Regions from separate parts of the Homo sapiens genome. Here region 1 is linked to region 2. A link is a loop called in an ENCODE intact Hi-C map of the cell type or tissue named here. Cell type or tissue: Caco-2. All regions are shown on one strand. Links, peaks and the distances in the headings refer to the core of each region. The heading gives the core; the rest is flanking DNA. Region 1 has its middle 38 kb from the start of LYZL1. Region 2 holds the start of LINC02652 (long intergenic non-protein coding RNA 2652).

Region 1 (16,618 bases), core at 5,838-10,837, 820 kb before region 2:
GTTGAAAGCCTTTTCTTCATCTATTAAGATAATCATGTGGTTTTTGTCAATGGTTCTGTTTATGTGATGGATTACGTTTATTGACTTGTGTATGTTGAACCAGCCTTGCAACCCAGGGATGAAGCTGACTTGATCATGGTGGATAAGCTTTTTGATGTGCTGCTGGATTTGGTTTGCCAGTATTTTATTGAGGATTTTTGCATCAATGCTTGTGACCTACAGATGGGGTTTTGGTGTGAATGTCCTTTTTGCTGATATTTATGCTATTCCTTTCTTTTTGTTAGTTTTCCTTCTGACAGTCAGGTCCCTCAGCTGCAGGTCTGTTTGAGTTTGCTGAGTTCCACCCCAGACCCTGTTTGCCTGGGTATCACCAGCGGGGAGGCTGCAAAACAGCAAATATTGCTGGCTGATTCTTCCTCTGGAAGCTTCATCCCAGAGGGGCATCTGCCTGTATGAGATGTCAATTGGCCCCTACTGGAAGGCGTCTCCCATTTAGGCTACACGGGGGTCAGAGACCCACCTGAGGAAGCAGTCTGTCCTTTCTCAGAGCTCAAACACCATGCTGGGAGAACTCTGCTCTCTTCAGAGCTGTCAGACACGGACGTTTAAGTCTGCAGAAGTTTCTGCTGCCTTTTGTTCAGCTATGCCCTGCCCTAAGAAGTGGAATCTACAGAGGCAACAGGCCTTGCTGAGCTGTGGTGGGCTCCGCCCAGTTTGAACTTCCCCAGCCACTTTGTTTACCTGCTCAAGCCTCAGCAATGGCGGATGCCCCTCCCCCTGCCAGGCTGCTGCCTCTCAGGTCGATCTGAGACTGCTGCGCTAGCAGTGAGCAAGTCTCCATGGGTGTGAGACCTGCCGAGCCTGACACGGGATATAATCTCCTAGTGTGCCATTTGCTAAGACCATTGGAAAAGCGCAGTATTTGGGCATGAGTGTCCCGATTTTCCAGGTACAGTCTGTCATGGCTTCCCTTGGCTAGGAAAGGGAAATCCCCCAACCCCTTGCGCTTCCCAGGTGAGGTGATGCCCCGCCCTATTTCAGTTCACCCTCTGTGGGCTGCACCCACTGTCCAACCAGTCCAATGAGATGAACCAGGTACCTCAGTTGGAAATGCAGAAATCACCCATCTTCTGCATCAATAACGCTGGGAGCTGCAGACCAGAGCTGTTCCTATTCGACCATCTTAATTTTTGTATTTTTAATAGAGATGGGGTTTTGATATGTTGGTGTCAAACTCCTGCCCTCAAGCGATTCACCCACTTCAGCCTCCCAAAGTACTGGGATTACATGTGTGAGCCACCATGCCCAGCCTATATATATGTGTGTGTGTGTGTGTGTGTGTGTGTGTATATATGTGTGTGTGTATATATATAATGTATATATATGTGTGTGTATATATATATATGTATATGTGTGTGTGTGTGTGTGTGTGTATATATATATATATATATACACCATCCAACTTCCATTTCTGCTATAACACTAAATAGATGCCCCAGGAGAACAGAAGAAAGAGCAATCACATCTAAGGGACAGAGATGCTTCTCAGATGATATAATATTTGATCCATGGTTTTGAAGGCTAAATCTATCTATCTATCTATGTATCTATGTATCTATCTATCTATCATCTATCTATCTATATATATATATATATATATATTTTTTTTTTTTCTTAAGCAGATAGCTGGCTTTGCTTTTCTAGTATTTCCGTAAAGAACCAAGGGTCATCTTAATTTAGAGGATGTGATGTATATGAAATAGTTTCACAAAATTACAAAGCTGTAAAACCATAGAGATGAGTTAGTCAGAGTCCTTAATACTGTAGAGGTCTGGGTCCTCTGAGATTGTGCCTTGTCCAGAGCCATGTGACTAGTTAGTGGCAAAACCCAGGTTAGGTCTTGGGCCTCTCAACTCTTAGTCCAGTGCTTGTTATTCTTCTTGGAAAATATGATACCTTGGTAATTTTAACCTGCCATATAAATAAGGAAAATGTTCTGACAACAGTAAAACTTTAATTTCAGCATCGGAGGCCCTTAAATTACTGTGTTTCTGGTGTCCGTACAGGAAAGGAAGTAAGAACTATACTTGAATGTTTTTCTTCATCATCCTTAACCTTCACCTATTAATACTTGTCCAGTTACCAACAAATATCTGCTCTGTGCTGGCCCCTTTGCCAAGCATTGCAGGGGCAACTCTGATAAGCATCATCTTGCTTTCAAGGAGTTTATAACCTGGTTGAAAGTTTGACTCTTTTTAAAATAGCTTTTCCAAGCTGTGCACAGTGGCTCATGCCTGTAATCCCAGCACTTTGGGAGGCTGAGGCAGGTGTATTGTTTGAGCCCAGGAGTTCAAGACCAGTCTGGGCAACATGGTGAAACCCCATCTCTACAAAAAAAAATACAAAAATTAGCCAGATGTGGTTGTACGTGCCTGTGGTCCCAGCTACTTGGGAGGCTGAGGTGGGAGGATGGTTTGAGCCCAGGAGGCAGGGGTTGCAGTGAGCTATGATCACATCACTGCACTCCAGCCTGGGAAACAGAGCAAGAAACTGTCTCAAAAAAAAAAAAAAAACAGAATGAAAAAGAAAGAAAGAAAAAAAATATTCTGCTAATATCACAATCTGCTTTGCTCCTCCAAAGCAGATTGTGATAAGTGTAATCATAGAGGTAGAAACTAAATTCTCTGAGAAGTTCAAAGAGAGGAAGGATCACAGTTATAAGGATGAGGCTGGGGATGGAATCAAAAGTGGCTTTACAAAGAAGACTGTCTTTGACATGACCTTGAAGGATGGGTCGGATTTCAGTAGTTGGAGATGAGGGAGGGGGTTTGCTAGGTGGGCAGGGCGTGACCTAGACAATACTGCCTGTCATTACAGACTTCCAGAGTTTAGGTCTGTCTCAAACTCTTTTCATGCTGTAGACAGTCAATAAACATATGTTGATTGATTGGGGCTCTGTACTGGGGTCACTGTCGGTCACTTCTGCCTGGGGCAGGCAGGGCCCACCATGCTGTGAAGCTATAGACTAGGCAATGAGTTATGAACGTTACATCCTCGAAGACCTTCACTGCCACACTTGGCCTCCACAATGTACTAAAATGTTTGATCCAGAGATATTTGTCTTTTCTCCTTTTTCAGGACACAGTTAACTTCTGGCTCACACCATTTGTGGTTTACAATGATGGTGGTGTCCCATTTGTTTGAACAGAATCTAAATCCAAGTTCTGGAGGTTTTAGTGCCATCCTCTCCACCACCTGAGCCTCCCAATTCCCTGGTTCCTGCAGATGGCTGCAGAGCACTTGGGTTTAATCCAAGTCTCCCTGGAGTCGGCTGAGTGTTTACTTGGCCCCTCTATAATGGTACAGCCTGGTTGGTTTTCCTAACCTGGATGTACTGTGTCTGCTGTAGCTGCCTCTCCTGGCTTTTCCCCTGGAGTCTGTCCCATGAAACTATTAAGCCATAGTTTCCTCAATACAAGTGTCTTATCCTTCATAGAGCAAAATTGGCAGCTAACATGCTTCCCTTCCAAAGACCAGGTGCCTGTGCACCCTCATCTCAGAAGCTGAGAGCACAGCAGCCATTGCCCAGATCAGAGCTTTACAAACACAGGGTCAAGATTCTTGGGCGAGTCCTGTCAGTTGTGAGTTTTGACTGCAAGCGAAAGAGCACATACACTTAAAAATCACTCAGCTGAAACAGAACGGATTCAATGTTTTCCCCAAATAATGCCATGCTCCTTCCATGCAGCAGTGTGATTTCAGGCCTAGGGTAGAGAAGAGAAGACTTACAGGTTAGCAGGCTGAGAATACCACACCACCTCTACCCTGGCATGTGTGGGGTCTCAACAGTGAGGCGACTCATGAGTTCATTGGCCAGGAATTTCTCTGTGCAATAAAGGCTGAGAAATGCTGGCTTGTGGCATATGGCAACTAAGGTTGGGCCGGGTGACCTGTGTTGGTTTCAGGGCCTCTGCTGGTTGCCCTTCCACGGAAGACCTCCATATCCAGTCTGCCACATACCCAGCAAGCTAGGTTTAGGCATGGTGGCCTCACTTACTTACTTAATGATTAGTTTTTAAACACTGTGGTAGGGGCCAAGGATATAAGAGGGAAAAGTCCCAGTTCCTGCCTTTTGGAGCTGACCATCTACTATAGATCTGTGTGCTATAATGAATCACCAAAATTTTGGATCATGTGGGAATGTAGGTTATAGGAGGTAGCATTTCCATTTATAGATGACAATCAAAAGCCATTTATGACAGTATGAGTAGATACTTGAAATCATACTCTAGGTACCTCATACAAGTGAAATCATTCAGTATTTACCATTTTGTGACTGTCTTATTTCACTTAACGTAATATCCTCAAGTTTCATCCACGTCGTTGCGTGTGTCAGAAGGGGAAAGCCTTTCCTACAGCCTAATCATGAGGACACACCAGGCAAACCCAGAGGGAATGGCAGTCCCCAAAATATCTGGCCAATACTCTTCAAAAGTGTCAGGGTCCTGAAAAACAAGGAAACACAGAGAATCTGTCACAGATTAGGGGATACTAAAGAGACACAATGACTAAATCCAGTGGGGTATCCAGTGTGGTCCTGGAACAGAAAAAGGATTAGTGGAGAAACTGGTGAAACCCAAACTGAGTCTGTGGTTTATGAGTAGAGTTGTGCTTGGGATACTCCACGTTTTTTCCAAGGCAGCAGCTCTGCTGGTGATGTCAGACCCGTGCTTGGTCTTCAGGCCTCCTTGTAGTCTACTGCCCCCATCAGAGTAACAATGTGTCTCCGCCATGTGTTAAAACCAACTTCTTTGGTTTTCTCAGTCTGACCCCAGAGTAGGCCTTGTCCCTCTTCCTCTGGGGCCTTCCATCTTGTCCCACCTCAAAGGGGCTGGAGGGGGGCAACTGAGCCCAAAACTCCAAACCCAAAGGCTTAGCCATACTTGATGCGAGAAGGAAGGGGAAATTTCCTTCTTATTCTCTTTGATAATGAGAAGAAACACCAGATCAATTCTCCGTGACACTCATTAATCAATAGCAAAATCCATGGCTATTTTAAAATAACATTTAAAAATAGGCACAAATAATGTTGATGGAGGAAATACTGCCATCCCTTGTTGAGAGATCAGCTTTGAATGTCTTCTTCTCTCAGAAAAATCTTCACTCTCTCCAAAATTAGTATCATCCATTAGGATAGAGCTAGGAACTATAACTGAAAAAAAAAAAAAAACTGGAGCCAGTGTTCTAAACAAGTCTTCCATTTGTTCTTTATCTGAAGTCTAGGCTTTCCTGATGAACAGGCTAAGGTTTTGGTGTGTTATCTTTTCTGCCACTGGAAAAACCAGACAGGAATGAAATGTATGTTGAGTATTTATTGAACATCAGAAACTATGTTCATTTGTTCATATTCACATTTGTTTCTTTAATCCTAAGAATAATGCCATGAGTTAAGTATCTTACTTTACAGAGGAGTCAACTGCAGAGATTAAACTAATTTCCATCACACAGTTAGCAAGTGAATGAATCTAGAACTTGAAACCAAGTCTCTGATTCCGAAGTTCAGTGTTCATTCCATTAACCCATGGTGCTAACAGAGAGGAAGATATGGGACTTTCTTTTCACTTCATTGAATTATTTTATGTAAGGATGTGTGTATGTAGTGTTTGAGTGTTTGATAATTGACAAAACCTGGATGCTACAATAATAAGAGGGGAAGGAAGAGGGAGAAAGAGAAAGAAGAATATGGTGGAAAATACAGACAGGCATAGATACACACGCGCACTCCATGTTCCTTTGACCTCAGCCAGCCGGTGGGTGGAGGCATTGCAAAGAAGTGGGTCTTTTGAAAGACATTGACATTAGAAAGGTTGTCAACAAACCTTCTGACAGCTGTTTGCTAATTATTACTTCTAGGGGAAAAGTGTGAATGTAAGTTGTGTCTGAATGTTTTGTTGGAAAAAAATCTGGAATGCATAGTTCCATTCTCCTCTATAATCATAAATGGATTTTCTTGCAATTGTATTTTCTCTTGCTAATGAATAGTAAACAACACTGATTATAGGAGTTATCTAATTCTTGGTGCCCCCCTTGCTGTGGCCTCCCATCACTGCCAAATCCCCTTCTCTCTCTTCACACACACACACACACACACACACGCACACACACACACACACAGAGAGAGAGAGAGATCAACACATAAATCAGCAAGCCATGTTGACCCTTACGCAATGCCATGTGCTGTGAAAAGCACCGGGAATACAGTTCATACAATTAAGGGCCAATTATGTGCTTATTGGCTCTTGACCTAAGAGGAGACACAACGTCTTCAGGGCAGGAATTGTGTTAATGCTCTGTTGTTCTCAGGGGCCTCATAGAGAGCTCTGTTTCACTTGGGGAGAATTTAGAAAGCAGAGCGCCCTTAATATCTATTTCAAATAGAAGTAAATGCACTGAGTATAAAATTAACTTTCTCTCAAGTGGTGGTTACACAGCTAGGCAAGATTGGTTCAGAATAATGAGAGCCAATTGGCTTTGCAAAAATGGGAGGAGGTGGGGGAGACCAAAATGTGGGTGATGTTTGGGGCAGTAGATGGAAGGTGCTGCTGAGCTGCTGCAGAGATGACCTGGGGTAAGCAGTAGACCACGAGCATGCAGCTCACTCAGGAATGTGGGAAGTCATCCCAGGCATCTTCTCTGTTCTCATTTGGAAAGCACGCCAGGGCAATGGCAGTTGCCAGAGTTTTAGGTCATGACTGCTTCCATAAGAAATATTATGATTATCCATATTCCAAATTATCCTTCAGTACGAATGGTAGACATCAAACAAACCACCTCATTTTAAGGTGGAGTCACATAAGTTTCACAGCTGCTAACCAACTGTTTGAAGACTTTCAGGGATGGTTCCCTCTTTTTTTTTTTTTTTTTTGAAAAGAAGTCTCACTCTGTCACCCAGGCTGGAGGACAATGGCGCGATCTTGGCTCACTGCAACCTCTGCCTCCTAGGTTTAAGTGATTCTCCTGCCTCAGGCTCCTGAGTAAGTAGGATTAAAGGCATCTGCCATCATGCCTGGCTATTTTTTGTATTTTTGTAGAGACGGGGTTTCACCATGTTGATCAGGCTGGTCTTGAACTCCTGACCTCAGGTGATCTGCCTGCTTCGGCCTCCCAAAGTGCTGTGATCACAGGCGTGAGCCACTGTTCCCAGCTGTCTTTTTTAAAATATATTTTTTTTAAATAGAGAAGGAGATCTTGCTATGTTACCCAGTCTGGTCTTGAACTCTTGGCTTCAAGCAATCCTCCTGCTTCAACCTCCCAAAGTGTTGTGATTATAGATATGAGCCACTGACCCCCACCAGGGATGGTCCTCTCTTGATACTACCTCAGATCTTTGAGCTGAAGAATAAGAAAAGGAAGAGTGTGAGGAGGCGTGAAGAAGTGGATAGATGCTGGGCATCTTATCTCATCCCTGAGGTCCAGGGAAAAACAGGCTTCAAAGTCAAAAGGATACATGGATGCAAGTTCTGGTTCTGCCCTTTACCACCTGCAAGGTCTTTCCAAGCTTCCTGAATGTCTACAGCCTTAGACTCCTCCTATGTAGGGTGAGTTGTCTGAGAAATAAAGGTAATGTATGAAAGATTCCTGGTATAGTGAGTTCTTAGTTATATGTAGCTACTATTATTATTTTATAAATGTTTCAAACATTGATGTTGGTGGTCACTATAGCAATATCTCACCGCCTTAGGACTCTCAGAAGTTCCTGTAGCTCAGATGTCCCAACCCCCAATTACAGAAATGCTGGCATGGAGCAGGTCATTGGATAAAGACCTCAGTTTCTCCAGTTGCCTCTCCATAAGGGGAGGGCTGAGTATATACGTGGCCAATAAACGGCAACATCTATTACTAACCCAAAGAAGCAAACGATTCACATGACTGCATTGGAATGGAGGTTACAGAACTGAAATAGGAGAAAGCACAAGCAAATTTCTTATGCCCTCAGATTCAGCACGGAATATGCTGTCTCAACCCGCTTGTCCGTGGACAGCCTTGACTGTCTCCTGGGGAAGAATATGAAGAAGCTTTCCTTTAGAAGATGCCATCAGGGAAGACTGGACTAAATCAACAGTTGGAGAAATAATGATGTGTAAATCAGAGTGAGGCCATTTCACTGTGAGGTTCATGTTTGCTTTAGGATGCTTTGGACTTTGAAATGAGAAAGTTGACACACCATGGGGTGCTGTCTGTAAGGGTGGGAAACTACAGACTTCAGAGCGCCTGGGACCTGCAAATATTTGGCTTTATTTTTTTCAAAAATCAACTAGAAATAAACTTACACTGGTAAGTTCTAGCTTTAATTCCTTCACATACTTGTTCTGTTCCATTTTTATTACTGCCATTGCACTGGGTGCCCATTAAACGTAATGCATACACACACAACATCAACAACAATGACCAAAACTATTGCTTGTGCAGTTAATAGAAACCAAATTTCCCAGAAGCTTGCAACTCCACATGTCACATGTTTTGCTTTTTTCCCACTGATTTAAGAATCTCTCCCTAAGCTAATTTTCTTCTCCGTTCGCTCTACCCCAGGCCCCAAATGCCCATGGTCTAAAGGTCTTTTGTCAACCACACTCAAAGACTTCCATCTCCTTGAGGGTGAACTTGTCTGCCTGGTTTCATTACTTGCATGGCACTCCTCTCAGATGGGGACTTTGACCTTCTGAAATTCCTGTTGAAGATTAAATACCAAACCCAGCAGTCCACAGGAGAGTTAACAGACGGTTTCAGTACACACAGCAAGACTTCCAGAGTGGTCAAATTATTAATCCACGGGAAAATGCGGATCAGATGGTCAAACGCAGGACATAACTCACATAGGGAACCGGCTTTTGCACTGGGAGCCACTGAGTCCTAGGGATAGAGCCACGCTGCTCTGGGCTAACAGGAAATCCCAAGTTTGGGCTTTTTGTTTTTTCCAAAGCACATAAATGCAATTGATTCACTCTTTGTGGAACTCTTTGGAGCTTCAGTGCCACTCTAGATGGCTTCTCCTGGCCTCATCTAGAATATTTCTTTTTTGAAAGTCTTTTTGGAAGGCTGAGTTAGAACTGCTGTCTCTTCTCTCCTCCACTCTCTTTTGCCATTTCGCATTCCCATTTTAGGCTTTTCTAGTAGTTTAAAATATTACATGGTTGATGTATTAAGATAAAATTATGGAACCTACTTGGTCATGAGAAATATATCCCATAGCTATACTAGGTCTTTTGAAATTACCAAGTCAGCAGGTAGGAAAGTCAGGAATACAGTTGAGAAATGTGTGTCCTTCATTCAGCATGAACATTTGCTAACAAATGTTTTGTAACTGGGTAGAGACTCTAAGTGTGTAAACTTTCTGGAACATCTCCGAATTTGGTTCAGGATACTTTGCACAATTGTCTCTTGATCAATTCAGATTTCTTCCTTGGTCCCTTCTTTCTGTTGCTCGCCCTTTGGTTATTTGTTACTTACTCTCTGGTACAAGGAGGGAAGGGTCCCAGAGAGAAAGAAAAATACCCCTCCATATTCTTTCCAACATGTTTTCCAACTGTTCACATTTCCTCGGGAATGGGAGGCTAAAATTCTGGGTGAACTCTGTTTTGGGCTATGTATTGAGGTAGCATAGTACAATGGTCAAGAAGAGAGATTTAGTATCTGAAAGACCTGGAATTGAATTACTTGAACTAATGGACTAACCTTATTAGTTAATTAACTAGGTTAATCAACTAAACTTGTGCAAATTCATTAAACTCTCTGGGCTTTAGTTTTCTCATTTGTAAAATAGGATAAGATTAGTTTCATAGGATTGTTAAGAATATTCAGTTAATGAATGAAAAGTCCTTAGCTGTGTTTCCAACATAGAAGAACATTTATTAGGTATTATTATTATTATGTCATTAGTTGTTACCCTCTGCAATGCCCATGAATCTGTTGTGTGTAGAAAATTTTGATTTTTCAGCTGACAAACCATTATACCATGGCCCCAACACTTTATGTTCAGTGTTGCAAGGTACTTTTGAGAATTTAGTGGATTTTTTCTCTCTTCCTCTTTCCTTTTCTTTATTCAAGCAGGTAGCAAGCTACGACTTGGATGTCTGAACTTGTGAGTGCAATGCATACTACTATGCCAATAAAGGCAGCACCATTTCATTGATTGGATGAAAGCAGCTTCCAGTCTGCTTTCTGAAATGGACAGATTCTTCTTTAACTGATCAGGGAACCACATGCCCCAACACTGCATATTCACTGGAAGGCCAGGAATCTTAGGAACTGAGTTTTTTCAGGTTGCATTTGTCAGCACTCGCTGGAAAGACACAAAAGAGCAAATGGCGATGTCTATAGTTTCTGAGCTATGCCTCTTAAGTATTTCAGATGCCTACAAGCTCTGCTAGGCCTCACTGTGGGAGCATTTTAAATATCCAGAATAAGGTAACACTCACCTGATTTCTTTTTCTAATTTAACCAATTCAGTCCAATTACTGCTGTCGCCCTGTGCTTTGCACAGAACCTAAGAGCTGGGTTTTCATTCAGCCTCATGTGAGAAAGCAACTACCAAACATTACAAGACTCCTTGGCCAAACGGACTGTGGTACCCAATCTGACTAGGATGCGACTGTTCCAGAACTCTCTCAAAAAAATTTTTTTTGAGACAAGGTCTCACTCTGATGCCCAGGCTGGAGTGCAGTGACACGATCTCGTCTCACTGCAGCCTCTGCCTCCCAGGCTGAAGCAGTCCTCCCACCTCAGCCTCCCTAGTAGCTGGGACTGCAGGCACACGATACCATGCCTAGCTAATTTTTTTTGGATTTTTTTAGGTCTACCTGTAGACCCTATCTTTTTGTAGAGATAGGGACCGTATGTTGCTCAGGCTGATCTCCAACTCCTGGGCTCAAGCAATCTGCCCGCTTCAGCCTCCCAAAGTGCTGGGGTTACAGGCATGAGCCACTGTGCCCAGCTTCAAATTCTGATCTCAAACAAGCTTTCTGAAAGCATTGAGGTGGGGGTAGTAAGATACTATGAGTTCTGTTCCAGGAAGTCTGGAATCCACAAACTCTTGTCCTGGCTTCAGTCTAGTGAAAGCCACAAGGTCAACGACAGTGACACCACCGTACAGTACTTCACAGTTAACTAGGGGCTGCATATATATTACTCCGTTTATCCTAACAACGGCTCCTTGAGGTTTGCTGAGCTGAATCATAATAATAACAAAAACTTATTGAGCACTTGCTATCCATTTTATGCTGGGCACTTAGATATTCATGACAACCCCATGAGGTAATACTATTTGACGATCAAACAAGGGCAAAGTCAGGGTAAGTTAGTCGCTGTGCTGCAGAGATGGGATTTGACCTGATGTCTGCCAAGTGCAGTAGGCTGTGCACTTAACTGCCGGTGCAGGAGGCAGGCTCCGGGGTGTGGGAGTCTCGGCCAAGGTCACAAAATCGTTAGCATGGCCAGGACCTGAACCCTCGGTTTCTCATTCCCTGGCCAGTTCCCTTCTTGTTACACTGTTGTAAAAGCACTCTATATTTTGGATTATTAAACTTTAAGTAGCTTCTAAAACCACCCATTTAGCTGGGCCTACAGCTGGGAGTGATTAGATCAGCAAGCCCCCTCAAGCCAGCTTACCTGTGCAGCAGGTCCTTGTCCCGGAGCAGCCCTCTGTGTCTCCCACCGCATGACTGACAGGGGCTCTCACCCTGCCTGCCCATGAGAGGCACAGTGTGGCTTTAAATTATGCTAATGTCAGCCACGTGCAGTGGTTCATATCTGTAATCCCAGCACTTTGGGAGGCTGAGGTGGGAGGATCGCTTGAGCCTAGGAGTTCAAGACCAGCCTGGGCAACAACATGAGACCCCATACCTTTAAAAAATGTAAAAAAATTAGCCAGATGCAGTGGCATGCCTGTAGTCCTGTCTACGCGGGAGGATGGCTTGAGTCCTGGAGTTCAAGGCTGCAGTGAGCTATGATCGCATCACTGCCCTCCAGCCTGGGTGACAGAGCAAGACCCTGTCTCAATAAATAAATAAATGATAAAAAATGCCCATTTCCATTGCAGATTAAGTAAATAAGGGTCTCTGAAGGTGGGTCCCAGGCAGGAATATTTTTTTAAAGCTCTCAGGTGAGTCTGACCGCAGTCTGGAGCAGGAACCTTAGACTGAGGCGTGTGCTCTGAAAACTGTGGAAGGAAGTTCAAGAGGTGGCAGCAGGAACCGCAGTCCACCCCGCCAGCTGTGTCTTAGCTTCCAGAGAGAGAAACGGGTCCAGATAAACTCCTTCATGCAGCACTTAGCATGGGGTCACACATGAAGAATCAAGATTTTTTGGATGCTATTTAAAATAGATGAGGAATTTTTAATTTAGAACCAATTGGTGGCTTCCTGAGAGTGAGGAGGGGGCTGTGGGATTCCTGAAACTGAATTGTGTGTGTGCCAAATGAGCATTTTGCCAAAGAGGGGAGTGTATCGTTATTGTTGTTTTCAGGTTCTCAAAGGTTTCTTTAAGGAGTTTACAAAAGCGACCTTACTGATCCCTCCAAGAGCAGCCGCAGAGAAAACAGAGACAGTCCAGAATATTGGAACTGGAAGGAGCCTGGGGTTCATGACCTTGGTGGCAAATGACAGTGGCCTGATGGCCACATGCTCAGAGGTTTTGACTTTTTAGTCTGTGGGGAGGGCCGGGGCATTAGTATTTTTAAAAACTTCCCTGGACGATTCTCCTGTGCCGCCAGGGGTGAGAACCATCACAACTCACTATTTTTAGATGAGACTGGGGCCTAACAGATTCTCCTGCCAGCTTGCTCTGCTAGGAATACTGCTTACTGTCTGCTGTTTCTGGCTAAGTCAGTGTGACAAGCCCCACTCCACTTCTCTACCTTTTATCTCTCAGAAAGATCTTTCTTTTCTCTTTTTCTTTCTCTCCTTCCTTCCTTTTTTCCTTTTCCCTCCCTCCTTTTTCTCTCTCTCTCTTTCTTTCCCTCCCTCCCTCCCTCCCTCTCTTTCCTTCTTTCTCTTCCCCTCCCTCCCTCCCTCTCTTTCTTTCTCTTCCCCTCCCTCCCTCCCTCCCTTCCTTCCTTCCTTTCCTTCCCTCCCTTACTTATTGCTCAGAAAGGACAAGTAGCATTATTTTCCACCCTGATTAGAATACTTCCAGGGCTGGGATGAGGGTGAAGCCTTAGCACACAGTTTAAGGGGGTGTCCAAAAACTCAGGAGTCAAGATAAATAACATTTGAAGGCATTATTTTTTAAAAATCAAAATTAATGCAAAAACCCCATGATGAAGAAAATATCAAAATTTCAAAATAGGCCAGGCACGGCAGCTCATGCCTGTAATCCCAGCACTTTGGAAAGCCAAAGCTGACGAATCGTCTAAGGTCAGGAATTTGAGACCAGCCCACCAACATGGTGAAACCTTGTCTCTACTAAAAATAAAAATTAAAAAAAAAATACAAAAATTAGCCCAGTGTGGTGGCAGCCATCTGTAATCCTAGCTACTGGGGAGGCTGAGGCAGGAGAATGGCTTGAACTCAGGAGGCAGAGGTTGCGATGAGCCAAGATCATGCCATTGCACCCTAGCCTGGGCAACAAGAGTAAAACTCCATCTCAAAAAAAAAAAAAAAGAAAAAAATTTCAAAACGAAATGAAAATCACTCATAGTGCTGTGAAGAGCCACATTCAAACCTGGAGCAAAAGAAAAAGAAAAAAAAATCAGTAATATTGGTCCTGTCTTTGAAATGTTGACTTTTTGTTCATCATGGAGTTTTTGCATTAGTTTAATGCATCGCATATTGCAAATAGATCATGCATTAAAACCTTGTTGATCCTGATGACTGCGTGTTTTGGTGCTTCTTTCATTTCACACCTAGGAGAGTTTCCCACGGTTCTCGCCTTGAGACTGTGGCCACTGAGCGGGGACCTGTGAGAGGAACAAGAAGCTGCTGGCTGTGCCAGAAACAGGTTAGATTCTGGGCGTGTGGGGAACAGGTTAGATCCCAGGTGTGCGGGGCTGGGACAGAGTGAGCAGGGGTGTGGGGGAAGTGGGGGTGGGAGGAGGGCTCTATTACATATATGTTTTACTATAAATGTGGGGGGAAATTTTGCTTTCTTATCTGCTGGCACCAAAATTTTTCTTACAGGTGGGATCGAACTTCTTTTTAAGAGCACTTTTTCATCAACTGCTTAAAGAGAAGATAAAACTTTGAGCACCTGAATAATTAGGAGCCAAGATGATAAAAAGAAACAAACAAACAAAAAACAGAATAAAAGAAAACAGGTGTTTGGTCAGAGAGAAAAAAGAAGAGGAAAAACCCCGGAAGGGGAGCAGGAGGAGAAGCAACACTTGGGGAACAGGAATTTCTCTTGTCTGAGTTTTTTGCATTGGAAATCTAGATCTTTCTGTCTTCCTAAACCTTCTAAGGAAAGTCCATATAAATATCTTCTGTGGAAGGTTTAATTTTATTTCTGTATTGTCCAAATGAAGAAAAGAGACCCCTTTCCTGTCAGTGACACAATAGCAAGGAGAGGAGAGGATTTTTAAATGAACGAATTCAGCAGAAGCAGAGGCTCAGAGCCAGAGAAAAGCATGAAAATGTAAGCTTTTTAGGTCTCAGGAATCTTGCAGAAGACCTTGGGCTTCCCTTATAAAAGGTTGAGTCATTCTGCCCAGGATGTTGAGGGGACAGGGCCACAGCTGATGTGTGGGTGACCCCTTAGCGTGGCTCAGTATAATCAGACAGCACCTATACTTTATTGGTTTGTAATTGCATAGATTTTGAGTTTTCTTGTGCAATATCACCTTCATATTTCTTCATATTTCTGTGGTCTCGTCATCTGTCTCTTGCTATCAAGAAAAATGACTGGCTGGGTGCAGTGGCTCACACTTGTAATCCCAGCTCTTTGGGAGGCCGAGGAGGGAGGATCACTGGAACCCAGGAGTTCGAGACCAGCCTGGGCAACATAGTGAGGTTCTATTACTACAAAAAATAGAAAAATTAGCTGGCCATGGTGGTTTGTGCCTGTAGTCCCAGCTACTCAGGAGGCTGAGGTGGGAAGATTGCTGGAGCCCAGGAATTCGAGGGTGCAGTGAGCTATGATTGTGCCACTGCACTCCAGCCTGGGCAGCAGAGTGAGACCTCAAGGCAAATCTGTAGGCTTCACGTCCTTACAGTGTCATACAGGGGCAAAAGCACTTTGTTCAACACACTCTTAACTATTGTTTAAAATTCCTAGACTTAGGGAAGTTATGTGTTAAGTTTTAGATTTTTCTTTGGTAGAGATGAAAATAATTTCTATCTGGCAGGAAAAACAAAAACAACTCCGTAGTTTATAGTTTATTTCCCTGTAAGATGTTAACTAGCCAGTAATCGTACCCTAACATTCCTTTTGTTAATTGCCCATAAATACCTAGCTCCTCAGATCTCTCTGAACTGGTATTAAGATCTTACTGATTCCTCATTAATTAGTGAGTGTGATAAAGTGTTTGACATGTGTTCATTTTATATTTGCATAAAGAGTCTTGGATTTAGCTTTTTGGAAATTGTGCTTTTGCCCTCTCTGGACTTGTAGACCTCAGGGTATAGCTGGTTCTCCTGCCCCTGCCTACAGAGAAAACCCAGAGCTGCAGAATCAACCAATTGGCTATGCTCACCATTTGCATAGCATAGTGCCTGGCACAGTTACTCACATATTTGGGGGTTTTTAAAATTGGTTTTAGTGGGCTTTTTTTTTTTTTTTTTTTGAGACAGGTTCTTGCTCTATCATGGCTCACTGCAGCCTTGAACTCTGGGCTCAGAAGATCCTCTTGTCTGAGCCTCCTCAATAGCTGGGACTACAGGTGTGAGTCACCATACCTGGCTAATTCTTTTAATTCTTTTTGTAGAGAGGGGGGTCTCGTCATGTTGCCCAGGCTGGTCTCAAACTCCTGTCCTCAAGAAATCCTCCCACCTCGGCTTCCCAAAGTGTTAGGATTACAAGCATGAGCCTCCGTGCCTGGCCTTTGAATACTTGCTGAGTGTTGTGTGTGTTCTGGCCTCTGTTGTCCCCAGGTTACTCTGATGATGAGGCTCCACTCTTGAGGTCCCTGTATTGACTCTCAGCTATCGGAGAGGAACGACTTCCTGAGTCTTCACTGTAGCCAGAAGGTGGGTGACCTTGATGTTCTTCTCCCAGTGAGGTGACGGAGAGGGGGCACTGTAGCCCAGGGGAAGCCTGTGCTCAGCAGGGTCCCGTTAAGTCTCTTACTCAGGGTTCATAACCTTGGTTGAGCATTAGAATTAACGGGGGAGTTAAAAAAATATCTGCATCAGGACCCTGCCTTCAGGGAGCCTGATTTAACTGAATTGAGCCAGGCCTGGCATCTGCATTTTTTGAAGTGTCCTGATGATCGCATTGTGCAGCCAGGGTTTGGAACCACAGTTCCAGCCCTGTCCCTCGACTGGCACAAGGGACCGTCCCTCCCGTTGTCTCTCCTCAAATGTGGTTACGTGAGCTGTGTTCAAAGGGCCTCCCAAGGGTGTTTTTCCCTGCGCTGCCGGCCCCATGTTGGTCTTCATGGTGGGCCCCGAGGAGCTCCAAAGTCCACAGA
Region 2 (16,618 bases), core at 6,449-11,448:
ATTCTGTTATTTCTCCCATCTTTAAACAAACCGAAAAAATCTCGATACTACTTTTCTTGCCAGTTACTGTCCTGTTTCTTTGCTCCCCTTCGCAACACAGCACCTTGATTTTTATTTTTATTTTATTTTATTTTGAAACAGGACCTTCTAGCATGCTGTATAATTTATGTATTATGTTTATTGTCTAGCTCCTGCCCCCTAATGGAGGCTTCATAAGGATAAAAATCAGAATCTCTTTCGCTCTGTGATATATTCCAAGCACATGGCTCATAGTTGATACTTCATAGATATTTGTAGAATAAATAAAAATGAATTTAAAAACTTCCCAATTCTTTAAAAACACTACAAAATAATTACTGGATTATAGCAGAAGTCAAATTTGAGATTACAAGTTGTATACAAATTGGAAAACTGGAACACTTCATATGAATATGTATGGGAAGTGAATCAAACCTAAGCCCAGAGAAGAATTCATAGCTTTAAAGGAATATAATGCCAAACAAAATAATTCTTACTGTGATCAGAGCTCTTACTAATAATGTTCTCTCTATCATCACTTCCTGCATCAATCTCCTAGCAAAGCTACTGGGCTTTCTCTCCCAAAGTTATTACATTAGAAGACGGTTCTCAATATGTAGTTGCTGGGCTAACACCATCAACTTCACCTGAGAACTTGTTAGAAATGCAAATTGTTTTAATAAGCCCACCAACTGATTTCAATACACACGATTGTTTGAGAATATTGCATTAGACTCAGGAAGCTTATTTCTTAGTGCCTTTTTCTTTTCTCACATAAAAGAATAGAGTCTGCTGTTGATTCAAACACTGTCTTGCTTAGGGAGGCAAATTTAATGGATCAGACAGGGTTAATAGATAATCGTTTCTCCCGTGTTAGCCAATATACAGTTATCTTTAGGGCCAGGCACGGTGGCTCACGCCTGTAATCCCAGTACTTTGGGGGGGCCGAGGCAGGCGGATCAGGAGTTCAAGAACAGCCTGGCCAACATGGTGAGACCCCATCTCTACTAAAAATACAAAAATTAGCTAGGCGTGGTGGTGTGTGCCTGCAGTCCCACCTACTTGGGAGGCTGAGGCAGGAGAATCGCTTGAACCCAGGAGGCGGAGGTTGCAGTGAGCTGAGATTGTACAACTGCACTCTAGCCTGGGCGATAGAGTGAGACTACTTCTCAAAAAAAAAAAAAAATGCATTCTGGATGCATTTTGTTCACCATGTATACCTTGAGTATCATTACCTTAACTTCTATTTTTAAGATGAACCAAAACAAAAATATTGTGTTGAAGTCATAATCATAGGCTTGTATCAGCCTTACAGTTTTTATCCTGAGGTTCATAATCACAAACAAATTTTTGTAGAAAATCCTGTTTAATATCCACGAATATGTTTTAAAAGAAATATCAAGACATATTCAGAACATCTTAAGAATTTACAGAAGGGTGCTCTTGGGCAACCTACTTTCTCAGCATGAGGAAGCTTTCTCTCTCTTCTTTTTTGTCTATTAAACTTTCCACTCCTAAACTAAAAAAAAAAAAAAAAGAATTTACAGAAGAGCGTAAAATAATTTGACTGAGTCAAAAAACCATTTAATTTCCTGGTTAGAATAACTTAATAGTGTAAAGATAACTTCTTTACACTATTAATATATACATGTAATGCAATAATTTCAATCGTAATCACAACTTTGGAGAAATGAGGGTAGTATTTGGTAAGTTGATTCTAAAATTTATCCTGAGAAATTAATTCATGGAAAAATTTAAAATCATGAGGAAGAAGAAGAATGTGGGAATACCATACATTAAAATGTACTGTAAGTCTAGAGTCATTTTAAATGTATGTTATAGCTACTGGAAGAGACAAATACTACATGAATCAAAATACTTCAAAAATACCTCCATATGGCCATGAGAATTGAATGAATTATAAAGGAGGCATTTTCAATCAGTAGCAAATTGATGGAATATTTAAGAAATAATGTTGGAACATGTATCTACTCATTCTGAAGAAAAAGTTAAATCTCTACATTGTACTCCGAAATAAGTTCTTAATGTATTAAATACCTAAATGTTAAAAAATAAAGTATGAAAGCGCTAAAATAATATATAGAATTGTTTTAATCTAGGTATCAACAGAACATGAAACCCAGAAGCCACAGAGAAAAACACTGATAGATTTGACACATACAAATTTATAACTTCTTTATGATGAAAAATATAAATAAAGTTAAAAGTTAGGTTATGGATTTGGAGAAAATAATTACAATACATAAAAGAATCAAGAAGTTAATCCATATACTATACAAAGAACTCCCAAAATTAGTAAAAATACCAACTCAACAAAAAGTAGATAGAATATATTAACATATAGATGAGTCAGAAAAGGAAATACAGATGGCCAGTAATAAATGTTTAATCTCATATATAAAGTAAGAAATACAAATAACATTGAACTTTCAGTGTAAGGCTAGACTGAGCACCCATATGTACCTCTCTTTCAAGGTCTTACTTTATTTTTCTAATTTCACTGTTACATACCCTTATGTGTATCACCTCATTATTACCATCACTCTACAAATAAGGAAACTGGGACATAAAGTAGTTAAATCATTTGGCCAAAGTCAAACAGGTAATAAAAGCGGCAGAGCTGGGGTGTGCACTCAGCATTTGGACTGCAGGATCTACCCTCTAACCCACCATACTATGCTACCTCTAAATGAATTAAAGCAGGTCTGGGAGTGGCCAAGACACTTTCAGAGAAGATCTACGAAGTTAAAACTTTTCGTAATAATAGCAAAACATAATTTGGCTTTTCCACTCCTTCATGAGTGTGGCAGTGTCATTTTCCAGAGGCTTCATGACATGTAATGTTGCAAAAGATTAAATGCAGAAGCAGATACGAGAATTCAGCTGATTTCCATTAAGTCTCATCTTAAAAGAGATTTACAAAAAAGTAAACAAAGCCACTCTTGTTCGGAAATATGTAACTTTTCATGAAAATATTTATAACGTAATTAGTTTATTTTAAATGAATTTATAGTTTTAAATTTCTCACTTTTAATTTCTAATTGGTAAATATAAATAGATAAAACCCACATAAACAAAAGCTCTTTGTATTCCTCAATAATTTTTAAGGATGCAAAGGGATCTTGAGGCCACAAAGTTTGAGAACTACTGAATTAAACAATTACCTCCAGTCAACTGACAGCTGAGCCAGTTAGGCCTCTATCCCCCTTCACTCACAAATACAGAGGGAACCCTCTGGGAATCTGTGGCTTTTCCCCCAGGAATAAAATCTCAAGAGGTCTTATGTAGGCTACAGCAAAGTATGGTAAGGAAAAACATTTGAGATGGTACCATGTCACTATCAGCTGTTCTCTACTTCCTGGGCACAAACTTTTGCACAAGTGCAAACTGTCTATTGAATAGCACCTCTGTTCACTAAATGGCCCCACTGTGGCATGCTAGCAGATGCTCTCTGTTAGGGAAAGGGACGTGCTTATCTAGTATCAACAGTAAGAAATCTCCTAGATGACAAAGGAGTGACTGATGTTTGTAATCTGTTGTGCCTGAAAAGGCACCTGATTCTGGTTTTCCATTTACAATACTGCAGTGGCTCACTTCTGTAATCCCAGCACTTTGGGAGGCCGAGGCAGGCAGATTGCCTGAGGTCAGGAGTTCAAGACCAGCCTTCCCAACATGGTGAAACCCTGTCTCTACTAAAAATACAAACAATTAGCCGGGCGTGGTGCCGGGCGCCTGTAATCCCAGCTACTTGGGAGGCTGGGGCAGGACAATTGCTTGAACCCGGGAGGCAGAGGTTGCAGTGAGCCAAGATCGAGCCACTACACTCCAGACTGGGCGACAAGAGTGAAACTCCGTCTCAAAATAAATAAATAAATAAATAAAAAGTTTCCTTTTAAAATAAATTTAGTGGCCAGGCGTGGTGGCTCATGTCTGTAATCCCAGCACTTTGGGAGGCCGAGGCAGGAGGATCACCTGAGGTCAGGAGTTCGAGACCAGTCTAGCCAACGTGGCGAAACCCCGTCTCTATTAAAAATACAAAAATTAGCCAGGCATGGTGGTTTGCGCCTGTAATCTCAGCTACTCAGGAGGCTGAGGCATGAGAATCACTTGAACCCAGGAGGCGGAGGTTGCAGTGAGCCGAGATCGTGTCACTGCACTCCAGCCTAGGTGACACACTGAGACTCCATCTCAAAAATAAAATAATAAATTTAATTTTCAAAATTGAGTTGATTTAAAGAAAAGTGTTAAGAAAATGTTACATATGTAAAGATGGCAAAAATTGTTAAGTGAAGGAAGTTTGAGAAACATTGCTAGAAAGCAAATCATTAGTCTGTCTCGGGTGGGTCTTTGATGTAGTAGTTAGGGGTCTGAGAAAAATGGGGCAGACACGAGGTAACTCCAGACCCCCACGCTAAGGGAGATAAGAAGCAAAGTGAAAGGGCAACTCTGCCTGAGAGTGAAAGATTGAAACTCTGCACCCTGGCATTCTCTGGTCTGTACTTGTTCCTTCCCCAGTAAATCTGCTTACTGGTATGTTTCACTCACACAAAGCTTGTGTTCACCCCTCTGTGTCTTCTACTGCTACTCAGTCTTCATTGGAGACCTAATTTTCCCTTAAAACTCTTTATGATTGGCCAGGCGCGGTGGCTCACGCCTGTAATCCCAGCACTTTGGGACACCGAGGCGGGTGGATCACGAGGTCAGGGGTTCGAGACCAGCCTAACCAACATGGTGAAATCCCTTCTCTACTAAAAATACAAAAATTAGCTGAGCATGGTGGCAGGCGCCTTAATCCCAGCAACTCAGGAGGCTGAGGCATGAGAATTGCTTGAACCTGGGAGGTGGAGTTTGCAGTGAGTCGAGATCGTGCCACTGCACTCCAGCCTGGGCGACAGAGCGAAACTCCGTCTCAAACGAAACAAAACAAAAAAACACTTTATGATTGGCCAGGCGCGGTGGCTCATGCCTGTAATCCCAGCACTTTGGGAGGCTGAGGCAGGCGGATCACGAGGTCATGAGATCAAGACCATCCTGGCTAACACGGTGAAACCCCATCTCTACTAAAAATACAAAAAAATTAGCTGGGTGTGGTGGTGGGCGCCTGTAGTCCCAGCTACTTGGGAGGCTGATGCAGGAGAATGGCATTAACCCGGGAGGCGGAGCTTGCAGTGCGCCGAGATCACGCCACTGCACTCCAGCCTGGGCGACAGAGCGAGACTGTCTCAAAAAAAAAAAAAAAAAAAAAAAATAGAAAAACACTTTATGATCATCTATCTGATAAGGAATTGCTACCCAGAATATATAAAGAACTCTCTACAACTCAACCACACACACACACAAAAAAAAACAATTAAAAAATGAGCAAAGGACTTGAATAGACATTTTCCCAAAGAAGATATACAAATGGCCAATAATCCCATAAAAAGATGCTCAGTGTCACAAGTGAAATGCAAGTCAAAACCACAGTGAGATACCACCTCACACTCATTAGGATGGCTATTATAAAACAAAAACAAAACAGAAAATAACAAGTGTTGGTGAGGATATGAAGAAACCGGAACACTTGTGCACTGCTGGTTGGAATATAAAATGGTGCAGCTCCTATGAAAAACAGTTTGGCAGTTCCTCAAAAATTTAAAAATATATTTACCATATGATCCAGCATTTCCACTTCTGCGTATAAACCCAAAAGAAAGCAGTAACCCTAACAGATGTTTGTACACCAATGTTCATAGCAAAGTTATTCTCAAAAGCCAAAAGGTGGAAGCAACCCAGGTGTCTGTTGATGGATAAATGGATAAACAAATGTGGTATATACATACAATGGAATATTATTCAGCCTTAAAAGAGAAGTAAATTTTTAAATTTTAAAAGAGAATCGCTTGAACACATGCTACAACATGGATGAAACCTGAAGTTATTATTCTAAGTGAAATAATGTCATCATGAAAGGACAAATATTGTATGATTCCACTTATGTGAGGTGCCTATAGTAGTCAAATTCATAGAGACAGAAAGTAGCATGGTGGTTGCCAGGGGTGCAGGGAGAGGGGAGCAGGAAGTTCTTATTTAATGTGTACAGAGTTTCTGTTTGATATGATTTTGAAAGTTTTGGAGGTGGATGATGGTGATGGTTGCACAACAGCATGGATGTACTTAATGCCACAGAACTGTTCATTAAAAAAATGGTTTTACTGGTAAATTTTATGTTATATATATTCAACCACAATTTTAAAAAAAACCATTAGGAACTATTATCCATGTAACTTAAAATACGATCTGAATCGTAATATAATATGTCTCATGTGAAACAGATAACGAGACATACAGCACAGATGGCCTCAAGGTACTAACCAATCCCTGCTCACAAACCACAATATTTAATGTAATTTGCATGGCATGGTTATCTGTTCTTTTACTCACAGATTAAAAATTTAGACAGATAGAACATTGCATTTAGGTCTCCATTTTAGGCTTTTCTTTTGCAACCCTGGTAATATTACAATACAGCAGGCTGGAGCCAAAAAGGAAGCAGTGGGGCTCTGTTGTGCCAGGAAGTTACCCCAAAACAGAAGCACCTGTTATCCAACTAATGTGTGATGCAACCGTGCTTGGCCAGGGAGTTACAGTGCTACAACAACAGTTGTCCAGGACCTACATATTCAGATCCTTGGTTTATCCAAATCATTTTGCTGTGCAGACTTTCTTTTTACAAAACAGTACATGTGCTGTACAAAACCTTAAGACAATGGTAAGCACTTTTTTAATAGGAAAGGTGATTCATATTTCAAAACATTTTCATAATTTTATCTGTTTGTTACCAAGATACTATAGTCACAGTTTTCTTGTGAGTCAATGGTTGGTTGTTATTTATATATTTATTTTTGCTTATTTATTTATTTAATATTTTTTGAGAGCGTCTCACTCTGTTGCCCAGGTTGGAGTGCAGTGGCACGATCTCGGCTCACTTCAACCTCTACCCCCCGAGTTCAAGCGATTCTCCTGCCTCAGCCTCCCGGGTGACTGGGATTACAGGTGCATGCCGCCACACCCAGCTAATTTTTGTATTTTTAGTAGAGATGGGGTTTCACCATGTTGGCCAGGCTGTGGTTGTTATTTAATATATAATATTAGAAACTGCATAAACTAGCAACATTTCTCCAAGAAAGAGATAGTTTAGAAATGGAAGCACAGCCGGCTGCGGTGGCTCACGCCTATAATCCCAGCACTTTGGGAGGCCGAGGTGGGTGGATCACCTGAGGTCAGGAGTTCAAGCCCAGCCTGCTCAACATGGTGAAACCCCGTCTCTACTAAAAATACAAAAGTTATCCAGGTGTGGTGGCAGATACCTGTAATCCCAGCTACTTGGGAGGCCGAGGCAGGAGAATCCCTTGAACCTGGGAAGCAGAGGTTGCAGTGAGCTGAGATTGTGCCACTGCACTCCAGCCTGGGTAACAGAGTAAGACTCAAAAAAAAAAAAAAAAAAAAAGAAATGGGAGCAGCTCTTTAATCTTTTCCTTCTGCGTGCGCGTTCTCTTGCTCCTTATTCATTGCTGTCCTATATGCTGTTTTTCAGTCCCAAATGCCACCTGTATCTAGGAAGCTTTCATTCTTGACCAAATCCTGGAGCACTATGCAACTTCCGCAGCCCCAGTATAGAAGCAGGAGTATTAATTCTCAGGTCAAACACAAATTAATCAGTGAATACAATGATCTTCTACTTTGGTTTCTTATTCTTGCAATTGTTTTGCCAGTGAATAGTGTCACTAGGTAAGCTACATGTAGCTCTTTGGCTTCTAATGGCTTATCATTGCCTCAGAGGCTTCTGTATTATCCTTCAGCGATTTGTCTTTGAAATGAAGCAGAAGGAAAGCCTGCCAGTGGTTTCTTGGGGCCCTTTATTCTCCTAAATTTTAGAGAAATGGTACCTATCTAGAGGTCTTTGGTAAAGCAAAATTTGCTTAATAATAGAGTGTGTTGTAGAATCCTAGAGGTTTCTAATATTTTCTGTAATTGTCTCTTGTTAATGTAGGGTTTCTCTGGACCCTGCAGCTGGCAATCATTACCCCTGTCAACACTCTCTCTTTACAGACTCTAATGCTCCATCAGCTCAACACAGCATCCACGTCCTCAAAACCTTCCATCATAGTAAACATAAGACTCGGTAAGTGTCCTGAGGCTTGAAAGAATACTCTCACAGAAGTCTCACATAAGTGTTTGAGGCTTGAAAGAATACTCTCACAGAAGTCACATCATCCCAAAGTGATAACAATATTTGATTAATTAGGAAATATTGGACATTTATATGAGTGGAATTATCATATTTCCTCAAATACTGCATGAAAATTGGGTGCCTAGTAATTCGTTGCTACGTTGGATTAATCTGTAGCCTGCATGACTCCATTGATCTATCTTGCAGGAATTCAAATTATGAAGATAGTATCTGAATATGCATGTTTGAAAGATGTTTGTTTGTTTGTGTTTACCGAGTCTTATGTTTAAAACTGTGATGGAAGGTTTTGAGGACATGGATGCTATGTTGAGCTGATGAAGCATTAGTGTCTGTAAAGAGAGAGTGTTGAGGAAATATGATAATTCCACTCATATAAATGTCCAGTATTTCCTAATTAATCAAACCTTGTTATCACTTTGGGATAATGTGACTTCTGTGAGAGTATTCTTTCAAGCCCACCTTTGGCCTGCATTATGTGCCTTTAGGCCACTGCATTAAAAGCACGTAGCAGGGAGCACACTTGGCACATATAGGCAGGTGCTTGTCCTAGCAGCCCAGCCCAGCAGGGGCATATGACTCCATCGGCAGGGTTCCAAATTCATATTAGTGTTGTCTGCTTGCCAGGTGGTATAAAACTGTGCGGTAGTACTGAATTCTTTCCTTTTACAATGCTGTTTTCCATCTGGCTTTGATTCTTTTTTTTTTTTTAATCACAAAGTATACTTCCAGAAAAAGGAATATACATTACCTGTATCAAAAAAGACAGGCCATCTTAAATTAACATTTGAAAAACTAGATTTCATCTGCAAAATTCTAAAATAAATTTTGGATGTTTTTCTATATGCAAGTTACTTTCATATTCGAAAGAAGATTGACCCGTTTATATAAGTGAATAAATTTACCTGTGGAACACTACAAATATAAAAGCTCTGTCAAAAGGAGGCTTTCTCCCAATATTTTTTCTCCATTCTTTCTTTGTAGAATCCCTAGTTTTTAGTGGGCCTCTCTCTGTCCAGAAAAAGATTGTATTTCTCCACTTCCTTTGTAACTTGACGTGGCCATGTCTGTCCAGCTGGATATAAGCAGGAGTGGTGCGTGGAATTTTCAGGAACTATCCTTAAAGGGAAAAGGTTCTTCTGCTTTTCTCCTTTTTTTTTTTTTTTTTTTTTTTTTTCTGAGACGGAGACTCGCTCTGTCGCCCAGGCTGGAGTGCAGTGGCACGATCTCGGCTCACTGCAAGCTCCGCCTCCCGGGTTCACGCCATTCTCCTGCCTCAGGCTCGCGAGTAGCTGGGACTACAGGCTCCAGCCACCACGCCTGGCTAATTTTTTGTATTTTTAGTAGAGACGGGGTTTCACCGTGTTAGCCAGGATGGTCTCTATCTCCTGACCTCATGATCCACCCGCCTCGGCCTCCTAAAGTGCTGGGATTACAGGCGTGAGCCACGGCGCCCCGCCTGCTTTTCTCCTTTCTGGCTACATTGTGAATGTGAGAGCTGGAGCGTGAATACGCACCTTAGACTATGAGTGGAAACCATGTGCTAAGGATGATAGAGCCAAAGATAAGAGCCCGGTTTCCTGGCATCGTGGGACGGCGCGTCACCTCTAGAGAGACTACTACCTCCCTAGAGAGATTTTTAACGTGAGTGAGAAAGTAATCTGCTTTTTTGATAAACCACTGTAATTTTGCATTTACTGTTATTCGTAGCTAAACTAATTTAAATGGGTAAACCCTCAGATATGGGAAGAAATTATCTCCTTTTGAAAATACACCATACTGGCAGGGCGTGGTGGCTCACGCCTGTAATCTCAGCACTTTGGGAGGCCGAGGCAGGCGGATCACGAGGTCAGGAGATCGAGACCATCCTGGCTAACACGGTGAAACCCCATCTCTACTAAAAATATTAAAAAAAAATTAGCTGGGCGTGGTGGCGGGCGCCTGTAGTCCCAGCTACTCAGGAGGCTGAGGCAGGAGAATGGCGTGAACCCGGGAGGCGGAGCTTGCAGTGAGCCGAGATCGTGCCACTGCACTCCAGCCTGGGCAACAGAGCAAGACTTCGTCTCAGAAAAAAAAAAAGTTGCTGTACCAACTTTTTTGTACTGTTTATCTATATAACAAGTTTACCTATATAACAAAACCTGCACATGTACCCCTGAACCTAAAAAAAAAAGTTAAAAGAAAAAAAAAGTTGCGGTAACGTTCTAAGAAACCTTCCATAAGAAATATAACTAATATAAACTCCTACTCATAGCTTGATTAAATAAATAATGAAAAAAGGCCGGGCGCGGTGGCTCACGCCTACAATCCCAGCACTTTAGGAGGCCAAGGTCGGCGGATCACGAGGTCAGGAGACAGAGACCATCCTGGCTAACACGGTGAAACCCTGTCTCTACTAAAAAAAAATACAAAAATATTAGCCGGGCTTGGTGGCAGACGCCTGTAGTCCCAGCTACTCGGGAGGCTGAGGCAGGACAATGTCATGAACATGGAAGGCGGAGCTTGCAGTGAGCCGATATCGTGCCACTGCACTCCAGCCTGGGCAACAGAGCGAGACTCCGTCTCAAAAAAAAAAAAAAGAAAGTTATTAGCTATCACAAAACAATGATCTGAAGAAGTTAGCTGATTTTGGATACTCATTTCATAAATGGCTCATATAAATAACAAAAGTAACTAATGAAAGTGTAAAATTAAAATATATTAACTCTGAATTGAGTCTAAATGAATCCACGATGATTAAGAATTCTTACCCACCCACTTCAAAATGGAAGCATCAGTTTCCAGCAAACACATTTTACTTCTCTTTATATGAGTAGCAGTTGCTAGATCTTTTTTTTTTGTTTTTTTAATTGAGATGGAGTCTTGCTCTGTCGCCCAGGCTGGAGTGCAGTGGCACGATCTCAGCTCACTGCAACCTCCACCTCCTGGGTTCAAGCTATTCTCCTGCCTCAGCCTCCCGAATAGTTGGGACTACAGGTGCGCACCACCACACCCAGCTAATTTTTGTATTTTTAGTAGAGACGGGGTTTCACCATGTTGGCCAGGATGGTCTCGATCTTTTGACCTTGTGATCTCCCTGCCTTGGCCTCCCAAAGTGCTGGGATTACAGGCATAAGCCACTGAACCCGGCTGTGCTCTTTTAATGTACTCACAGTTCTGCACTATTCTCATCAGCCTAGCTCTCAGTGGAAATACTGAGCAGAGATGCTAGCTGGGCTTCCTGGGTCGTAGGGGCTGAGAAAGCTGTGAAACTCACTCATTTCCTGCATCAGGACTTACTTTGGTCCTGGATGAATAATATTGAAGATATATGCTTAAAATATTCCTAACATCAGAATTTGTGCATGTGTTTTCTTCCCCAGGAAAGCTATGAACACTAAAAATTTTGCTGTAAGCTTCCCTGTGTCCTCTCTCCCTCTCTCCCTTCCTCCTCCCCTGAAACTAAAAGGAATGTTAAAAAACCCGTTTTTCTGTGACCAGCAGACCTTATCTATGCTCCCAATTCCAATTCCCTGTAAATACAATTTGTAAGGTCTTGTGAGATCCTGTCTCCTTTGCCATGCTGCTGCAAGGTTATAAAGTAGATAAAACTTAAGTTACAATTCCGGTTCGCAAGATCTGAGACATATTAATTGTCTTTGTTTCTCGCTCTGGTAACATCTTCCCATCCCACGTATTTCCGGCCTTAAAGAGTTTAAAAGGTGATGAAAAATCTAACACTGGCTACCCACTCGGGACCCCTTCCACGCTGTGGAAGCTTTGTACTGTCACTCTGCTCAATAAAGTCTACAGCTCTTTTTCTCTCGGTCCGATCCCTGTCTCTCTCGTCACAGGCTACCGCCACACCAATCCTTTGGCATGGCTAAGGCAAGAACCTTTGGCATTACAATGTCAAACTCTAACAAACACCTGCCTTACTCATAAAGGACACCTATTACATCTAGAGACAAAAATTTAAAACTGAATGATACTTAGTCCAATATCTTCATTTTAATAAACAGGAAACTGAAGCACAAGGAATAAATGATTTGTCACAGATAACACAGCTAGAAACAGGGTTTCTTGATCCCTACCTCATTAAAATACAATTCATTGTCTTAACCATCAGTGAGATTTGTGATTGGAGGCAGTAAGAGGGGACCCTAGAAACAGGCCAGACTTAGCAGAAAAGAAAATGCTTGTGCACAGAGCTGCTTCTCAGTAAATCACACCAAAATGATCACCTGCAAGACTATAGAGGCCAAACTATTATAGACGCCAAGAGTTGGACTCACGAAGGCAGTAAGTAGGGAAAGAGATGTGGTGTAGTAAAATGTTACTAAGAAAGGACTTCAGGCAACGATAGACACGTATAAATAAAATCCACCTGGAGGGTGGCCACAGTGGCTTACACCTGTAATCCCAGCACTTTGGGAGGCCGAGGCAGGAGGATCACTTGAAGTCAGGAGTTCAAGACCAGCCTGGCCAACATGGTGAAACCTCGTCTCTACTAAAAATACAAAAATTAGCCGGGCGTGGTGGTGGGTGCCCGTAATCCCAGCTACTCGGGAGGCTGAGGCAGGAGAATCGCTTGAACCTGGGAGGCAGAGGCTGCAGCGAGCCAAGACTGCGCCACTGCACTGCAGCCTGGGTGACAGAGTGAGACTCCATCTAAAAAAAAAAAAGAAAATCCACCTGGAATGTGGCCTCAGAATCCTTCCGTCAAAGCCATGCCTTGTTGACTCACTTGTCTCTCAAAACTTCTTTCTCTTCTCCATCTTGTTTGCCCATCAATGCTTCCTTCAGTTGCTTATTTTAGCCAGATTATTCTGCACATAATTTTTTTTTTTACATGGCAGGGAGAAAGGTATAAAGTACGGAACACATAGGCAGTGTAATTCTCCTAAGTCCTGAATTCCCTTGACTTAGTCTTAGCTACAATTGTTTAATAATTTCCCCTATGTATTTAAGGGAAATAAAAGGTTATGTTTCCCTTCAGAAGAACCATGGGATTGCTGCATGATGCACCTAATTGTCCACACTTTTGGAAAACAAACTTGAAGAAAAATAAAGACAGCATTAAACTTATATATTTATGTGACTAGAATACCTCCTGCCTATGAAACTTGTTAGAGGATTAAATACATTTAAAGAAATAATCCAGAAATGCTTCTATGAAATTTACCAAATAGAGTGTTAAGTACCTGAAAAGAAATAAGACTGGGAGGCTGAGGCAGGTGGATCACTTGAGCCTAGGACTTTGAGACCAGCCTGGGCAACACGGCGAAACCCCATCTCTACAAAACAAAAACAAAAGCAAAAACAAAGTAAAAACTAGCCAGGCATGGGGGTGCACCCGTATTCCCAGCTACTGGAGGGGCTGAGGTGGGAGGATTGTTTGAGCCTGGGAGGCTGAGGCCACAGTGAGCTGTAATCACACCACTGTACATCAGACTGGGCGACAGAGTGAGATCATGTCTCAAAACAAAACAAAACAAAACATGATGGGTGCGGTGGCTCACGCCTGTAATCTCAGCACTTGGGGAGGCTGAGGCGGGTGGATCACCTGAGGTCGGGAGTTCGAGACCAGCCTGACCAACATGGAGAAATCCTGTCTCTACTAAAAATACAAAATTAGCCAGGTGTGGTGGCACATGCCTGTCACCCCAGCTACTCGGGAGGCTGAGGCAGGAGAATCACTTGAACCTAGGAGGCAGAGGTTGCAGTGAGCTGAGATCACGCCATTGCACTTCAGCCTGGGCAACAAGAGTGAAACTCCCTCTATTAAAAAAAAGAAAAAGAAATAAGATAGCAGAATCTTACTCTCCAAATCTGCTTTCTTTTTCTAATATGTACTTTAAAAAAATATGCAGTATTCCTCTTGGTAAAGCATTAACTTAGTGATTAGATTGTGCATGGCAGTGGCAGCCAGTGCATCATTAATCTTAGAGGACTGTTCACTCTCATCAGTTGTCAAAAGGTAATGAAGACTGAGAATTTCTCAGCCCTATTGATAACACATGAGTACAGGCTGATTTGTATTTATTCCATGATCCTATTTTAGTCCCTTTTGGATAATGGAATCCCAATGTGTTATCTGTCTTTTTCTTCCTTCCTTCCTTCCTTCCTTCCTTCCTTCCTTCCTTCCTTCCTTCCCTTCCTCCTTCCTTCCCTCCTTCCTTCTTTCCTTCCCTTCCTCCCTCTCTTTCTCTCTCTCTCCTTCTTCCTTCCTTTTCTATCTCTTTCTTCTTTCTTTCTTTCTTTTCTTTCTTTTTATTTCTCTTTCTTTCTTTCTTTCGTTCTTTCTTTCTTTCTCTCTCTCTTTCTCTCTCTCTGTCTCTCTTTCTCTCTCTCTCTTTCTCTTTCTTTCTTTCATCAGGATCTCACTCTATTGCCCAAGCTGGAGTGCAGTGATGCAATCATAGCTTACTGCAGCCTCAAACTCCAGGGCTCAAGCGAGCCTCCTATCTCAGCCTCCTGAGTAGCTGGTACTACAGGTGTGCACCACTACACCTAGCTATTTTTTAAAAAATTTTTGTAGAGACGGGGGTCTCACTATGTTGCCCAGGATGATCTTGAACTTCTGTCCTCAAGCAATCCACTTGCTTCGACCTGTCAAAGTGCTGGGATTATAGGCGTAAGCCACCACACCCAGCCCTGATTGGATTATTTCTTTTTAAAATATCTCTTATACTTTCAAGTAAATTGACATTTGTGAACTTTCTATTTCTATCATTTATTGTTATTATAGAAATTATCATCTTAAAGTTTGAACATGTAAACATCCAGCTTCTGGAGATTGTGGTCTACCTAATTCTGAACCCTGGGAGTTTGCATCTAGGGTTGCTTAACCCTATCTGTAAAGTAGGAAAGTTCCAGCTCAGACTCTGGAATAATTCACATCCTCTGTATGTGGTGGATAAGAAACAAGATCTTCAGCCCAACACTGGGTCATCTGATCCTGTTTCCCCAGTATATCCAGGAAGTTGATTCCTTATTTAGACTTCTGTGCCTGAGTCCTTGCCTTCCACCTTGGTACATCAGAAACCTGACTGTGGCTTTTCTTCCTATGCCTCACTGACCCCGTTCCCTGCAAATTGGACTCTCCTCTATCTCCCCAATTCCATCTAGCCTAGTGAATGAGTTGCTCCTCTGCACGTCACTTTCTGTGACCAAATTCCAACAGCTACTTTTAGACCTTTCTGGCATTATCTCCCCTTTCTTCTGGAGCTCTTCCAAAGGTCTGACATTTGGACATCTACCAGTCACCTGCCTTTGTTGACAAAAATGTGGTAGAGCTAGAATGCAAGACCAGATTTCATCACCTCCAAAGACTGCTTGTCTGCACCAGATCCAACCACTGTTTATATGGACATTTTGAAAAGGTTCCCCAGATGAAGGGCCAAGATAGTGGCTCACCCCTATAATCCCAGCACTTTGGGAGGCTGAGGCAAAAGGATCGCTTGAGGCCAGAAGTTCAAGATCACCCTGGACAACAAAGTGAGACCCTGCCTCTAAAAATAAAAGTAAATAATAAATGTTTACAAATGTTCCCCAAATGAGAGATTTAGCAGAGCAAGTTCTGCAAAGAAGGCCTCTTGCAAACACTGGCTTCCTAAACAGTCAACTCACTGGGGCAAGAGCCAACTCTCTTAATCTAGTTGATGTCAGCGTAACTGAACGCCTGTTAGTCGAGGTGAGACACTGTCCCCTAGCAGGGCTAGGGCATGGAGGTAAAGATGACCCATGATAAGGTGGCCTCATTTGGTAGCAAAGGCAAATTGAAGATTTCTTGATCCATAAATCAGTCTATAAAAAAAAAGTAAGACTTTGGACTAACAGTCACTAGATTTTGGATACCTGGGGGGTTTTTTGTTTTGTTTTTTGTTTTGTTTTGTTTTTGCCTGTTTGCAGGCATCCAACACTCCTCTCGAATCGGTGTCTTGCAGAAGCAGAAGAAAAGTAATACATCTATTGTTTTTGAAATGAAAGCAGGAATTATTTTGCTGCAGAGCTATAGCTTAACATTTTTAGCAAAATGTGGATCCTTCTTCTCAATCTTCATTTAGGATGCTGTGACTACAACCCTCTGTTTAGTTAGTGGAATTGAGAACAAGGCCCAGGTGGATGATTGAGGACTAAACCCCAAACTTGCCTTGGATCACTCCACTGTTTCAGGTAAGATCAGAGAGTAGTTAACTCTGAGTTATACAAATTGTTGTCTGCAGTAGCATGAGAATACAACTTTCAGATCTCCTACTGCAGGAAGCATAATTTATTTCCAGCCCTAGCTGCTGGTGTGCCCAGGATTGAGGCCACACTTCCTGTGGGCTGCTCCCAGTCAGTGACTGAGTATGGCAGGGATATCAA

The links. Hi-C counts contacts between places; a loop is a spot of excess contacts. Peaks named below come from ENCODE experiments on the same cell type or tissue, not always from the same donor. Only the 100,000 strongest peaks of a DNase experiment are listed, where the experiment ranks them.
Region 1: it touches region 2 in a loop (4-fold over the local background); 1 of 110 quality-filtered maps calls a loop at or near these places.

What each region holds. Positions count from the first base shown.
Region 1 is chr10:29,319,228-29,335,845 of GRCh38, reverse strand. No RefSeq gene overlaps it. Among named protein-coding and RNA genes, the nearest start is that of LYZL1, 38 kb to the right of the region's middle. In Caco-2, for the core only: no CTCF peak of the experiment used is centred there; a DNase peak (open chromatin) is centred at 8,685.
Region 2 is chr10:28,495,529-28,512,146 of GRCh38, reverse strand. It overlaps LINC02652 (long intergenic non-protein coding RNA 2652), which reads left to right and starts at 16,334. Exons shown (of 3, transcript NR_134496.1): 1 at 16,334-16,426. In Caco-2, for the core only: a CTCF peak has its summit at 8,866; DNase peaks (open chromatin) are centred at 8,826 and 9,696; H3K4me3 peaks cover 1,330 bases.